Linked DNA regions of Homo sapiens: regions 1 and 3 are each linked to region 2. A link is a contact called in ENCODE Hi-C or POLR2A ChIA-PET data. All regions are on one chromosome and are shown on one strand. Each heading gives the region's core, a stretch centred on a gene start or an enhancer-like site at or near the end of the contact. The rest is flanking DNA. Distances are from core to core; before and after follow the strand shown. Region 1 overlaps SMC5-DT (SMC5 divergent transcript). Region 2 overlaps TRPM3 (transient receptor potential cation channel subfamily M member 3). Region 3 holds the start of MAMDC2-AS1 (MAMDC2 antisense RNA 1).

What was found. Hi-C counts contacts between places; a loop is a spot of excess contacts on that map. ChIA-PET counts read pairs that join two places held with the same protein, here RNA polymerase II (POLR2A). Pooled maps may share reads with other maps.
Region 1: a loop to region 2 is called in a map of K562, with 3 times the contacts of the local background. The contact joins two enhancer-like sites. A Hi-C loop is called at or near these places in 2 of 168 maps with a recorded cell type or tissue (IMR-90 and K562) and 6 of 50 pooled maps. POLR2A ChIA-PET finds 5 or more read pairs at or near these places in 1 of 52 experiments (AG04450).
Region 3: a pooled map of heart right ventricle shows a loop between it and region 2 (3-fold over the local background). The contact joins the promoter of MAMDC2-AS1 here to the enhancer-like site in region 2. A Hi-C loop is called at or near these places in 1 of 168 maps with a recorded cell type or tissue (sigmoid colon) and 4 of 50 pooled maps. POLR2A ChIA-PET finds 5 or more read pairs at or near these places in 1 of 52 experiments (H1).

The regions. Positions count from the first base shown.
Region 1 is chr9:70,227,883-70,232,530 of GRCh38, reverse strand. SMC5-DT (SMC5 divergent transcript) reads left to right here. Exons shown (of 4, transcript NR_039990.1): 3 at 3,142-3,317. Among named protein-coding and RNA genes, the nearest start is that of SMC5-DT, 29 kb to the left of the region's middle. Within about 2 kb of position 3,303, at least 6 of the 41 ENCODE cell types and tissues checked have a DNase peak (open chromatin) inside an H3K27ac peak, as active enhancers do.
Region 2 is chr9:70,605,755-70,610,320 of GRCh38, reverse strand. All of the region lies in intron 19 of TRPM3 (transient receptor potential cation channel subfamily M member 3), which reads left to right. LOC107984011 (a long non-coding RNA gene) reads right to left here. Exons shown (of 3, transcript XR_007061572.1): 3 at 2,049-3,263. Among named protein-coding and RNA genes, the nearest start is that of KLF9, 190 kb to the right of the region's middle. Within about 2 kb of position 2,205, at least 8 of the 41 ENCODE cell types and tissues checked have a DNase peak (open chromatin) inside an H3K27ac peak, as active enhancers do.
Region 3 is chr9:70,174,568-70,178,803 of GRCh38, reverse strand. It overlaps MAMDC2-AS1 (MAMDC2 antisense RNA 1), which reads left to right and starts at 2,916. Exons shown (of 4, transcript NR_040076.1): 1 at 2,916-3,049. The region is part of intron 11 of MAMDC2 (MAM domain containing 2); the gene reads right to left.

The DNA of each region.
Region 1 (4,648 bases), core at 2,054-4,553, 380 kb after region 2:
GGTACTGGAGGGAATCTCCTGGTCTGCAGGTTGTGAAGAACGTGGGAAAAGTGCAGTATCTGGGCCTGAGTGCATGGTACAGTCCCTAATGGCTTTACTTGGCTAGGAGAGGCAGTTCCCCAACCCCTTGCACTTTCCCGGTGAGGTGATGCCCCACCCTGCTTCTGTTCCCCCAACTTTGACTGCACCCACTGTCCAACCAGTCCCAATGAGATGACTCAGGTACCTAAGCTGGAAATGCAGAAATCACCCACCTTCTGCATCGATCTCAGTGGGAGCTGCAGACCGGAGCTGTTCCTATTTGGCCATCTTGCCAGCAAAAATACCATGATTTCTTTCTTATCTGAAAATGACATTATTTCGTCCTCATTCTGGTTGAATATTATTTCCTCTTAACATTTTAAGGTTTTTATTTCCCTGTCTTCTCACTTGCTTCATTATTGACGGGTTAGATTTTGTTTAATTTTCATTCATTTGTAGTTCATCTGTCTTTTCATTTTGGTTGCATTTTTCTCTTTGATTTTGGTGTTCCATAATTTCATAAAGTATTTAGGTATAGATTTATTTTTATTTATATTGCTCAGAATTTACTGAACTTCATGATTTTGAACATTTTTGTCTATAATCAATTCTGAAACAGTCTCAAATATTCTCCCTTTGAGCATTACCTCTCCCCCATTCTCTTTTTCTGTCACTGATTTCAATACATTGACTCTCATTCCTATTCTTTTTCATGTTTTCCATTTCTTTATCTCTCTGTGCTGTACTCAGCTTTATTACCTTGTATTCCAGTTCATCATTCTCTTTCTATTAGATATGGCTAATTGCTTGTTTGTCTTTCACACTGAATTTTTAATTTTATGACTATTATTTATTATATGCAGAAGTTCTATTCGGTTTTTAAAAAATCTACCTGCTTTTTGCTGGGTGCAGTGCCATGTGCCTATAGTCCCCGCTATTTGAAAGGCTGAGGTAGGAGGATCACTTAAGCCCAGAGTTTCAGGCTATAGTGCACCATGATTGTGCCTATGGATAGCCACTGTACTCCAGTCTGGGCAACATAGTAAGACTCTCTCTCAAAACAAAAACAAAAATGAAAACAAAAACTATCTGCATTTTCATAGAGTATTGGCTTCGTTATATCTTTTTCTAATCATTTTAAAAAATACTTAAAGTGTCTACAAACAATTTTCATCTTATGAAGTCTTGGGTATATAATTCTTCTGTTTCTTAGCAGCTGATTTTTGCTGTTAGTGGATTCTTTCACAAAACGTTCTGTAGTTTTGGATTGTGAGCTTTCTTTAGTGCAGTTTTATATGTGTGAACTCTGCACAGCCTAGGTTGAGTGCACAGTCCCCTAAAGAATTTTATATTAATTTCAACCAGGTGCCCCAAGAATATCACTGGCCAGGGACATATTCTCACATTAAACTTTGAGCTTGTGGATTCCCAGATCATGAGGTCAGGGTAATTTTGCACTCTAAATTTGTGTAATATAACTAGGAATTCTCAAGGAAGAACTCCTATCCCCCATACCACAGTCTAAATGGAGAAGAGTTGGCATCCTACCAATCTCCCTGTGCTGAAGGAAGATTTCTATTTTTATTTTATTGTCTGGATTTACCCTTTTAGTAAAAATGTAGCTCTTCAAGAGTCTTGGGCTTATTTGTGAAGTCTCTGTTCTATCCTCCCCACCCTTGGCAGGCTCTTTTCTGATCCCTTTATGGCTTAAGAGCCTAAGCCCCCAGGTTACCAAGACTGACAACCTCCCTCCAGGTAGCTATAGCGTCAGCTTATGTACTTATATCTCTGCTTTTCAGTTCTCTTTTTCAAAGCAGAGGAGGGGTTGCAGAGGGTGTCTGGACATTTCCCTTACTTTCCTACCAGCTTAGGTATTCATTTACAATAAAGGTCGTCAAATTTCACCAAGAATTTTTAAATGTTTTGTCTTGTGTGTGTATGTGTACACATGTATATAGGGGAATGGGGCAGCGTTTAGATAATTTATTTTGCCACATAGAATACCTTCATGTTCTTAAGCATATAAATCTTGCCATGTTTGTTAATTTTTTGAATAAGCAATATGTTTATATGATATCAATAGGTATACATTGTGATGTTTCACTCACCTGCCTTTATGTATCTGTTTTCCATTTCCCCCCACCCTTTCTTGCCATATTTTTTTAATAGTCAGTGGGGTTTTTGATTTGGGTTCGAATTCACCGTGTATTTTTAAATATACAAGTATTCACGGTGCAGCCTGGTTCGTTTATGAAATGTTAGAGGCTGGGATTATCTGGGGAGAGTAATGTCCAGACAAATATATTAAAATGACCAGTGAAATTGTGATGGATCAAAGAGCACCATTATATTCCTTGTGATTTTTGAAACCTACATGCATGTTTGTACTAAACGAAATGCTTTTACTAAGCATTTGTTTATTTAATCCAGAAATCTTTGTTGAGTATGCTAGGCAGTGGGGGTACAAAACTGAGTAAGTGAGCATTCTTGAGGAGATAAACAAGAAGTTAGCTTTAGCAATGGTACATTTTGCTAGGGGCAAGTGGGATTTTGCTAGGGGCAAGTGGGATTTTGCTAGGGGCAAGTGGAGTGGGAAGAACACAGGGGAAAGCATTACCCAGCTACTAGTCAAAATGAGTTGTACTGTGAGTAATAAAGAAAAAGATGATAAAATGACAAGATTATATGTTTGCTTTATCCTTAAGATGGCGCTGTAAACTCACAATTCCTTCGTAGAAAAAGAATACATAAAAATCACCATATTTATCTGAAATTTCACTGAAACCTTATAAACTGGAATGGCTTCTGTGTGTCTGAGACTGTTGTAGGTGCTCATATTATTCTCGTTTAATCTTTGCAGCAACCTAAGAAGCAGGAATAAGTCTTTGCCCCATTTTGCAGACTAAGAAAAGGAGTCAGAGAGGGTGTAAATGACTTGCCTTCAGTCACGTAGCTTGTAAGTGGCAGACCCGAGATTTAAACAGACAGCATAAATCCAGAAACAGGGTCCTTAATCACTGTGCCATATTACCTCTTTATAGTAATCCATATGTTGAAAATGCAGTGTCATTAGAATTATTAGTTACAAAAACTCAGGGTTTTTTTTTTTTTTTTTTCCAGTTCTGGTTAAATCACACAAGTCCCTGGCATGAGACCAAGAAGTCACAGAGCCCAGGTCTTAGCCCTCAGAGTGTGAGAGAAGACATGAAGGCATCAGGGACACTGTGCGAGTGGGCACTGCTGCTTTCCACTGCTCTCCCTAGACTGCAGCCAGGAGGCTGCCTCTGCCCTGCCAGGTCAGATTCCCCCAAGAGGCCCTCCCATAGCACCCTGGGCATATGGCCGTTTTGTACTTAGCACTCCGAACTGTGTTGACTGGTTTCTCTCTCTCTCCCTCACTAATCTGTGAGCATTTTTGTAACCTCCATGCTCCGTACAATGCCTGGAGCATAGATTTCTCAAGAAATCTTTGTTGAACCTTTTCTTCCTCCATATTAAACCAGACCTTGCATCACAGGCACTATTTTCTCAGTATTCAGTCCTTCACTCCCTTCTATACACAAATAATCTCCATCCTAGACAGGAAATTATAGGAGAGAAGGCAATCTGTGTGAGAAAGCAATTTCTATTTGAAGCACTTGTGTGTTTAGGTGCTGCTGAGAATTGCAATAAAAGCCAACACTGGGCTTAAATTGTTAAGCAGTATCTGTTAGCTAGCATTTCTTCTCCCTGGGCATTTCTAAACCTGAGAAACCTATAATGTGCTTACTGTCCTTCCATGTATTCATCCATGTGAAATATAGTTAAAATGAAGGTGAAATATAGTTGAAATGAATGCCAAAGGCAACTTGGAAAGGGAAAAGAAGCATCAAACAATCGAATTTTGTCGAAGAAGCATAAATGAGGGAAGGGGAGTTAAGCAGCTCACTTTCCACCTCCTTTTTTTCTCTTAGATTAACTTCAGGTTGTTTCTTAGCAACAACTGGTAAGAATTACCTCCTTTTCTGCTCTAAGCCAATATCCAGTACCCCAACCCCCACCCTCTTTTCCCCCAATTTCCAAAGTTGGCATCCCTAGTAGGATTCCCAGTTTAGCAACCTTAGAGGCAATTTTGGTAGCCAATAAATCCTGTTGAAAGAGGGAAACTTGGAATCTTTGCCTAGAGTGTAAATTGACATTGAGGATGGAGCTGGTAGGAGAGCTGGCACGTTCAGGAGGTGACCTTGTAAGGATAAAAACACAGCTGTGTCAGCGAAACAGACTCTTTGAACAATGTCTGAAAATAGTATTCAACAAATGTTAGCTGTGATTATTACTATGGATTTATGTTACCAGCAAGGAGGCTGGTGAATGACTTTATTCACTCACCACATATTATAACCCCCTTACTAGGTACCAGATACTGTGTTGAGTCCTGAATATGCAATCTTCACTCCTTAATTCAGCAAATACAGTAATTCAGCAAATAACAGTATTTTTATTATAGAAAAATATTTAATTTGTATTCTTGTAGTTTGAGACAGTATCGCAAAGTCCGTTTTCAGTCAAGCTTATATGATTGGGAAAAAATATTACCTCCACAGGGTCCTGCCTGAAATTTAACATCATCAATGGCAATATCACTTCT
Region 2 (4,566 bases), core at 956-3,455:
TCTTTTCCGAAATACTTCCTTGTTTTGAATGGATAAGGGCTAGATCACAGTTGCCCATTTTAGATGTCAGTCCCGGATTTGGGGGTACTTTTGGTGGGTAAGGAGTGAGGAGAGTGTGGAGGTAACACCACTAAAGAAGGTAGTGTGTGTATGCATGCGTGTGTGTGCATGTGTAACTACTCACAGTCTGCTAGTGTCATCAAACAACCCTTCTTGTTCCAACACAATTAACAATATGCAAACCACAGCAGCAAAAACTACTCAAAGGCAAATATTGTTTAGTTTGCACATCCTGTAAATATTTCTGCCTACAAAAGAGTGGATTGTCCCTGAAATGACGACCTCCTGATATGGTAGAAATTGTTCAATTATTGGTTCTCTACTTCTACTGTTCAGTGATTTTTTTTTTTTTTAAGATGAGCTTTTGGCCCAGGTCATCTCCAATTCTTTCCAGCCACGGTGGAACTGTGCCAGATGAAGGATAGTGCATCTGTATTTTTAGCCCTTTCCACAACCAGCTGCGTAGCAGTCATTTGAGTCAGCAACAGGATAATCTGAATCTGAGGCCAAAATGACTCAAATGACCAGATGAGGTGCTTTTCACGTGGTCCTGTGTGCTAACACTTAACATTGACTTTAAAGCTGGGTTTCTCTACTTCAGTGCTATTGACATTTAGGGCAGGATAATTCTTCATTGTGGGGGGCTGTCCCCAACAGGTAGCATGTTTTACAGCATCCCTGGCCTCTACTCAGTGGCAACTCTTCATCCCCCAAGTATGACAATCAAAATGTCTCCAGACATTGCTAAATGTTCCCTTGTGGGATAAAATTGCCACCATTCGGAAACTACCACTTTAAAGTGTGGTCTTGAGAAAAGATAGGATATTATCGAAATGTAAATATTAGATGTTTTCAGTGAGGTAAAAATTCAAATTTATCAATGTTAGGAAAAGAGAAAAATTCTCTCCCCCCAAAAATAACTGAGGCATGCAAAAATCGTTTCTATTCATATATTTTATACAGCTCTATATTATTTTTAACCTTGCAGAAAACAGCTTAGTGGTGACAAGCATGGACTTTGGAATCAGACAGCCTGGGTGGGAATCCCATCTGCACCTCTTACCATGTGCCCTCAAACAACTTAATTTCCCCTTCTGTCCACAGTTTTCTTAAGATGCCAATAATAGTAGTTCCGATTTTATAGGATTTAATCAAGATTAAATGTGTTAAAACATGTAAAGCACTTAGAACAGTTCCTTGACATATAAGTACAATGTAACTGTGACTATTGTTTCTTCTAGGCTATTCACGTTGCCCAGCAATAGATAATCAGTGTTGTGTTCATACATCCACTCAACAAAAATAATATCTTTCTTTTATTGAGCACCTACTAAGTTTGAGGCAATGTTCTAGGTACTATTATTTAAGTACTCTTTGTAATCCTAACAACTATTTTATCAAGATAATATTTATTTATTTAGGAGACAAACTCTTACTCTGTCACCTAGGCTGGAGTGCAGTGGTACAATCTTGGCTCACTGCAACCTCCATCTCCTGGATTCAAGTGAGTCTCATGTCTCAGCCTCCCGAGTAGCTGGGATTACAGGTGTTCACCACCACACCTGGCTAATTAATTTTTGTATTTTTAGTAGAGATGGGGTTTTGCCACGTTGGCCAGGCTGGTCTTGAACTGCTGGCCTCAAGCTATGGGCCTGCCTCAGCCTACCAAAGTGCTGGGATTACAGGCAATAACCACTGCGCCCAGCCCGAGATAATATTTTTGCAGCTATTTCACACCCAGGTCTGTCCTTCCTTTTATATTATGATTCCCCAACTGTTAGCTTAGAACAGGGCTTGGCAAACTACAGCTTTTGAGCCAAATTCAACCCATGGCCTGTGATTGTGGCCTGCGAACTGAGAATGGTTTTTACATTTTTAATAAAATTTGAAAAGGAATACTTGAAACACATATTCAAATTTTAGTGTCCATAAATAATTGGAACACAGGCAGACTCTTGATTTCTGTTAAAAGAAAAACTTGAGCCGAATAAATTTAAAGGAGTTTAATTGAGCAAATGAACGATTCGTGAATTGGGCAGTCTTCCAAGCCAGAGTAGGCTCAGAGACTCTGGCAGGGCCACGTGGTGGAAGATTTATGGACAGAAAAAGGGAAGTGGCATACAGAAAACGGAAGTGAGGTACAGAAACAGCTGGATTGGTTACAGCTCAGCGTTTGCCTTATTTGAACACAGTTTGAGCAGTTGGCTACATTTGATTGACCGAAACTCGGTGATTGGTCTTGTTACACCTTCATTTGTTATAGTTCACAATGTACAGAGAAAACTTCAGGCCGAACTTAAGGAGGCAGCTTTAGGCTAAATCTCATTTACCATTAGCAATAGGCTGACTGACTGCTTTTGTGCTACCACATCAAGTTGATGAGTAGTGAGAGACAGAGAGAGACTATCGGTTCTACAAAGCCTTAAAAGTTAACCAGTTGGCCATTTGCAGAAAAAGTTTACAGACTCCCGAGAGCAGAAATCAGTAGAAATAATAGTATCAATATCTCTAAAACGTCCATGATGACAAGGGAGTTTTGTTAGAAATGCAAATTTCTAGCCCCATCATAGACCCATGGAATCCAGTCTTCAGGAAGGAGCCTAAGAGGCTGTGTTAGTTTAACCAGCTTCCCAGGCGAATCTTATGATTGGAGACACTTGAGACACGCTGCTTTGCTTATGTCATTGGCAGCTTGTTGGGAGGCTGCCTCTTTGGCGGGGGGTGGTGGGGCCTGTGTGTCCAGCACACTTCTGCGTGGCTGACTGGATTGGCCTCAGCAAACCCATCAGACTGGATCCCCCAGATCTGTTCAATTGTGTTTACATGATTCTCCAAAATTCATCTTCACATATTGACAAAGCCCAGGCCTCGAGGAAGTGACTGGAAATAAGGTATGCCAGTCTTTTGAATCACCAGACATGCTTAACAGTACAATTCAATTTCAGATTGAAGGTCCCATGTGCTTTGGGCTGTGTTTTTCTCTGTAAGAGTATTTCTCACCAGATTTTCAAAAATGGTCTCTCCTACTCTCCCAAGTTTCTGAAAGGTAGGACACACTTCATTTCCATATAACCTCACTTCTGCATCGTAGCAAGTTTCTCTAGGAGCAGATTGGGTCCTCTTCTGGTCCAAGAAGAAAGGAGGCAGGGGTCCAACTGGCTCCTAGACCCTGCTTGTTTTGAGAGCCTATTTCAGGTATCCATCTGGAGAGGATTCAAATTCAAGGTGTGAAGTGGCTGCAGGTCAGAGGACACAGTGTGTGCTCTGAGTTTCTCTAGTAGTGACCAACTCTATCCTCTACAAGACCATGTGCCCCTCTGCTCTCCAGAGGTAGTAGAAAAAGGCCCAGGAAGAAGTGAGGAAGAGCAAAGCCCCACCAGGGATCCATAGCAAACTGTGTCAGGCTTTAGTGCTTGTGTTTGATAGTTAGTTTAAGAAGCATGAATCTTAGTTAATGGAAAATGCATAGAAAGAATATATGTTAATAAAATACAAATTCTTAGAGTTCTCCTACTGACTTACTTAAATAAGACTCACAGGTTCAAAAGCTTGGAAATTCTACATACAGGTTGCTAAACCTTACAGAGTATACATATATATATATATATACACACACACACACACACACACAATTAAAGCATGTCATGTCAAGATAATCTACAGCAAGGCTGCATGAATGTTGGTGAGTTCTATGATAGGCTGCTTCCAGGACAGCAGCCAGTCCTCTGTTATGCCATCTAAACATAAGACCCTATTTTCAGAAGTCTGTATTTTGAGAGTTGTCCCAAAATATTATATTATAGCTTGACTATGGGAAAAGTTCATTATAGAATAACTGTGATGTAAAAAACAGGCAGGGGCTAAAAATGATGAAAGTGGAGGAAACATAACCAATAATGAGGGCAATTTAAAAAAAAAGAAGAGAGGTGTGAACAGTTAATTGGGGATCAAAGGGAAGTAAGGACTAAGGGAAGAGGAGACAAAAAGAATAACAGAATAATATCAGCCAGCATTTATTGGGCCTCTACAGTGTGTTGGGAGATACAGACAGACAGATAGATAGATATATAGATCCCCAGTCATTATAAAGGCCCTATAAGGAAAGTGGAAGTGATCCCATGTTACAGAATGGAGGCCCAGGCAGGTTAACATTACAAAAGGTGATACAGCTAGGAAGTATGTGAGCTGAGATTTAAATCCAAGCTTCACTGATATCTATGCCTACCTTCCTTCCACTGAACACATTAGACTTGTATTCAGAGGACAGATGTAGGTTCAAGGAGTTACTTAAGCATTAAAATAGGTTTAAGGAGTTACTTAAGTATTAAAATGCAGAGGTTCTGGAAGAATGTGCATGTCACTAGGCCTACATATGACAAGAGAAGATAATGCTTTGGAATGTTTTGCAATCATTTGGGCAAAATGATAAAACCAGGGCAGTTAACAATATTCATTTCACCTACAAGTGATGGAATTTGACCCAACTAAGAGAAGGAAGCAACAAGG
Region 3 (4,236 bases), core at 1,667-4,166, 430 kb after region 2:
TGTGTGGTTTCATTACCTCTAGGACTTAACCCTTATTACTTGACTTATTATAACTCTGGGGCAATTATTTGATGTATAATGCATAGTGGGTATTCAGGAAATATGGAATAGAACAAGATCCTAGGGATCCTGGACTATATACCATTTCTGATTGCTTTCAGTTATGAGAGGTTTAATTCTTATATACATGTAGCTTATGATGCTGGTTGTTTTAACAAATAAGTGAATGTTTTAGAGAAACCTTTGTTTGTTTATGCATTAATTTTTGAATGGGTAACTGCCATGGTTTGGATGTATCCCCCAAAACTCATGAGTTGGAAACTTGATTCCCCAATGCAGTGGTGTCGAAAGGTAGGGCTTAATGGGAGATGTTTGGGTCATGGGGGCACTGCCCTTGTTAATGGATTAATGCCATTATCATGGGAGTAGGTTCCTTGTTAAAGGATGAGTTTGGTTCCCTCTTGCTCTTTCCCTTACCCTCTCTCTGCCCCTTCCACCATGGGATGATGTAGCAAGATGGCTCTCACTAGATATCAGAACCTTGATCTTAGACTTTGCAGCCCCTAGAACTGTAAGGATATAAGTTTCCATTCTATATAAATTGCTCAGTTCAGCCATTCTGTTATAGCAGCACAAAATGGATTGAGACAGTAACCCTTGTCACATTGCAATCTGAGTGCCAATACATCAGCCACATTGAGCTCACACCATTAGAGGCTAGGACAAAGGAAAACCACTCTTTTGTGGGGTGTAGGATACATAATAAGTGTGTGGCCTACAGCCCTGGGGTTACACTGACAACATTGTTATACAGACACTAGAAATAGATCAGAAAAAGTTTAGATGTTTTCTGCTGGATCAATTTCTAGGAATGTTCCAAAATACCAATCATTGTATTTTCTAGGAGAAGACACTCTGCTTTGGTGTGAAGGGTCTTTGGTTTATGAAAAACTGTGCTTTTCACATATAAGTTGTCACAGCTGTTCCAGGCCATGTGTGGTCTCTTAGTAGCATGTAGGTTTGGAAACCCTAGTGAGGCAGTGTAGGCAGAATATATAGCCATTAGAACCAGACAAATGTGAGATTAAGTCTTTGCTCCACCAGTTACTGCTCCACCAGTAAGTGCTGGCCCTGGAAAGGCACTTAACTTCCCTAAACTTCAGCTTCCTCCTGCAAAACGTGGGAACTTTCACTTACCTTACAGGTTGTGGAAAGGATGTTGAGGTTCCTAGCGCAGTGCCTACACGTGGTAAATGTCCAATATAGTAGTGCCCCCTTTATCTGTTTTTGCCTTCCATGGTTTCGGTTACCCACAGTCAGCTGTGGCCCAAAAATATTACATGGAAAGTTCCAGAAATAAACAATTCATAAGTTTTAAACTATGTTCTGTTGTGAGTAGCATGATGAAATCTTCCACTGTTCCACTCTGTCCCAAGCAGAACACAAATCATCTCTTTGTCCAATGTCTCCATGCTGTCTACACTCTCTGCCTGTGAGTCACTTAGCCATCTTTGTTATCAGACTGACTGTCACAGTATCACAGATCTTGTGTCCAAGTAACCTTTATTTTATTTAATTATGGCCCCAAAGTGCAAGAGTAGTGATGCTGACAGTTTAGATATGGCAAAGAGAAGCCATAAAGTGCTTCAAGTGAAAAGGTGAAAGGTTGTGACTTAACAAGGAAAGGAAAAATCTGAGGTTGCTGAGATCTACAGTAGGAACAAATCTTCTGTCTGTGAAATTGAGAACAATATATTGTAATTATTCTATTATTGGTCATTGTTAGTGTCTTATTGTGCCTAATTTATAGATTAAGCTTTATTATAGGTATGTATGTATGAGAAAAATATATTGTATATAGGGTTTAATACTGCCTTTGGTTTCAGGCATCCACTAGGCATCGAGGAACATATGCCCTGCAGATAAGGGGGAACTACTGTAAATAATCACTGATATTATATTTCCCTAGAAAATTAGTTATTAAAGTAATTTCAAGAACAAGAACAAAACACCTTCAACCTAATGCTATATTTGTAGGTACCCTGGGCACAGTGTAGCAAAACTTGTTTTTCTTATTTACATTGTTGTACATGGGAATAAAAAGATATAAGTGGTAAAAGAGTTAGTTAGAAAAGTGGAAGGTGTCTTGAGAAATTTTTGAAAATCTATATTGAAGCAAATGAAACAGAGAATAAAGAAGGCAGGCCCTAGAAAAAATTTACTTTAAAAATCAGAATTTTCTGTGTTGTGCACCAGAGAGTTTTATTTAATATGTCAAATATTCACTCAAAATAAATGTTGAACACACTAAGTTTGTGCATTCAAAATTTTCCACAATATATTCATATAATAACATGCACTCTATTTTTGCTATGAAGTATAACCCGAGGCAGCTGAAGCATCTTTCAAAGTTTTTAAGAAGACAAAGCAAACACAACCAAATTATTTTCTTTAGACAAAGCAATACTATGTTAGCTAAAGTGTGTCCACATAACCCAGAAATAATGTAAATACAGGAGTAGAATTAGGAGCAATTTAATATCTACTATATGTGCTTTTGTTAGATTTTCATAGACTGTGTATTTATGAGGAGAAGGTAGGACATGGTCTACTAGTCAAGCAAGCTCAGACTATAACATTATTTTAGCATAATGACATGAGGAGCAGGACAGGGCTTGGTTGTCAGCCATTTAACTTAAGAGTTTACCCTGTTCCTTCAATGTTCAACCCATTGCCCTAAATCCTGGGAGTGGGTTCAATTGTGTCTTCTCCAAAGAGGTATGTTGAAGCCCTAACCCACGTACTAGAATGTGACTGTATTTGGAGATAGAACCTTTTAGGAGGTAATTAAGTCACAATGGGATTGTTAGGGTGGGCTGTAATTCATTATGACTGGTGAACTTACAAGAAGATACATATCGGGGGTGCACTGGCACAGAGGAAAGGCCATGTGAAGCAAGAAGGCAGCCATCTGCAAGCCAAGGAGAGAAATTTCAGAAGGAACCAACCCTACCGACATCTTGATCTTGGACTTTAAGCTGCCAGACCTGTGAGAAAACAAATTTCTAATGTTTAAGCCACCCAGTCTGGGATATTTTGTTATGGAAGCCCTGGCAAACTACAGTAGTTCCCCCTTATCCTTGAGGGATATGTTCTAAGATCCCTGGTGGATGCCTGAAACTGCTGATACTACTGAACCCTATGTATACTATATATTTTTTCCTATACATACATACTTATGATGAAGTTTAATTTATAAATTAGGCCAAGTAAGAGATTAACAAGGAATAATAAAATAAGACAATTATAACAATATGCTAGCATCACTACCCTTACACTTTGCCATTTTTCAGTAGAATAAGGGTTTCTTGAACACAAGCAAGGTTTTATCAGGCTACTCAGAACGTTGCTCTTTCTCTTATACTCATCTAATCCATCATGAAATTCTGTGGCTTGGCTTTCAAAATATATCCAGGATTTGACCACTTATCACCACCCTCATTGCTAATACACAGTTCAATCCATGGTTGCTGGTCAAATGTGCCATCATAGTCAAATCCACTATCATAGTCAAATTTACCATCATTGTTCACCTGGGTTATGTGCAGTAGCCTCTAACAGGGCTCTTTGATTTCACCCTTGCTTCATTTGCACGCCTAGTCTTTCCTCAACACAGTAGCCAGAGCAATCCTTATAAAATTAGATCAGATCGCTTCTCTCCTAAGTTCAACACTCTCTAGTGACTTTCCATTTGAAATAAAGTAAAATCCAAAGTCCTGGCTGGGCACAGTGGCTCATGCCTATAATCCCAGCACTTTGGGAGGCCAAGGTGGATGGATCACCTGAGGTCAGGAGTTCAAGACCAGTCTGACCAACACGGCAAAACCCTGTCTCTACTAAAAAATACAAAAATGAGTGAGCATGGTGGCGGGCACCTGTAATCCCAGCTAGTCGGGAGCCTGAGGCAGGGAGAATTGCTTGAACCCGGGAGGTGGAAGTTGCAGTGAGCTGAGATCACACCACAGCACTCCAGCCTGGGCGACACAGCAAGACTCTATCTCGGAAAAAAAAAAAAAAATCCAAAGCCCTTCTAATTAATTACAAGGTCCTCCATGAGCTGGCCTACCATTATTTCTCTGGGTCATTTCCTAGCACTGTCTCCCTAGCTCACTAGGCTATAGCTAAACCAGCCGCCTTGCTGTTCCTAGGACACACTGAGCATGCTTTCACTTATGG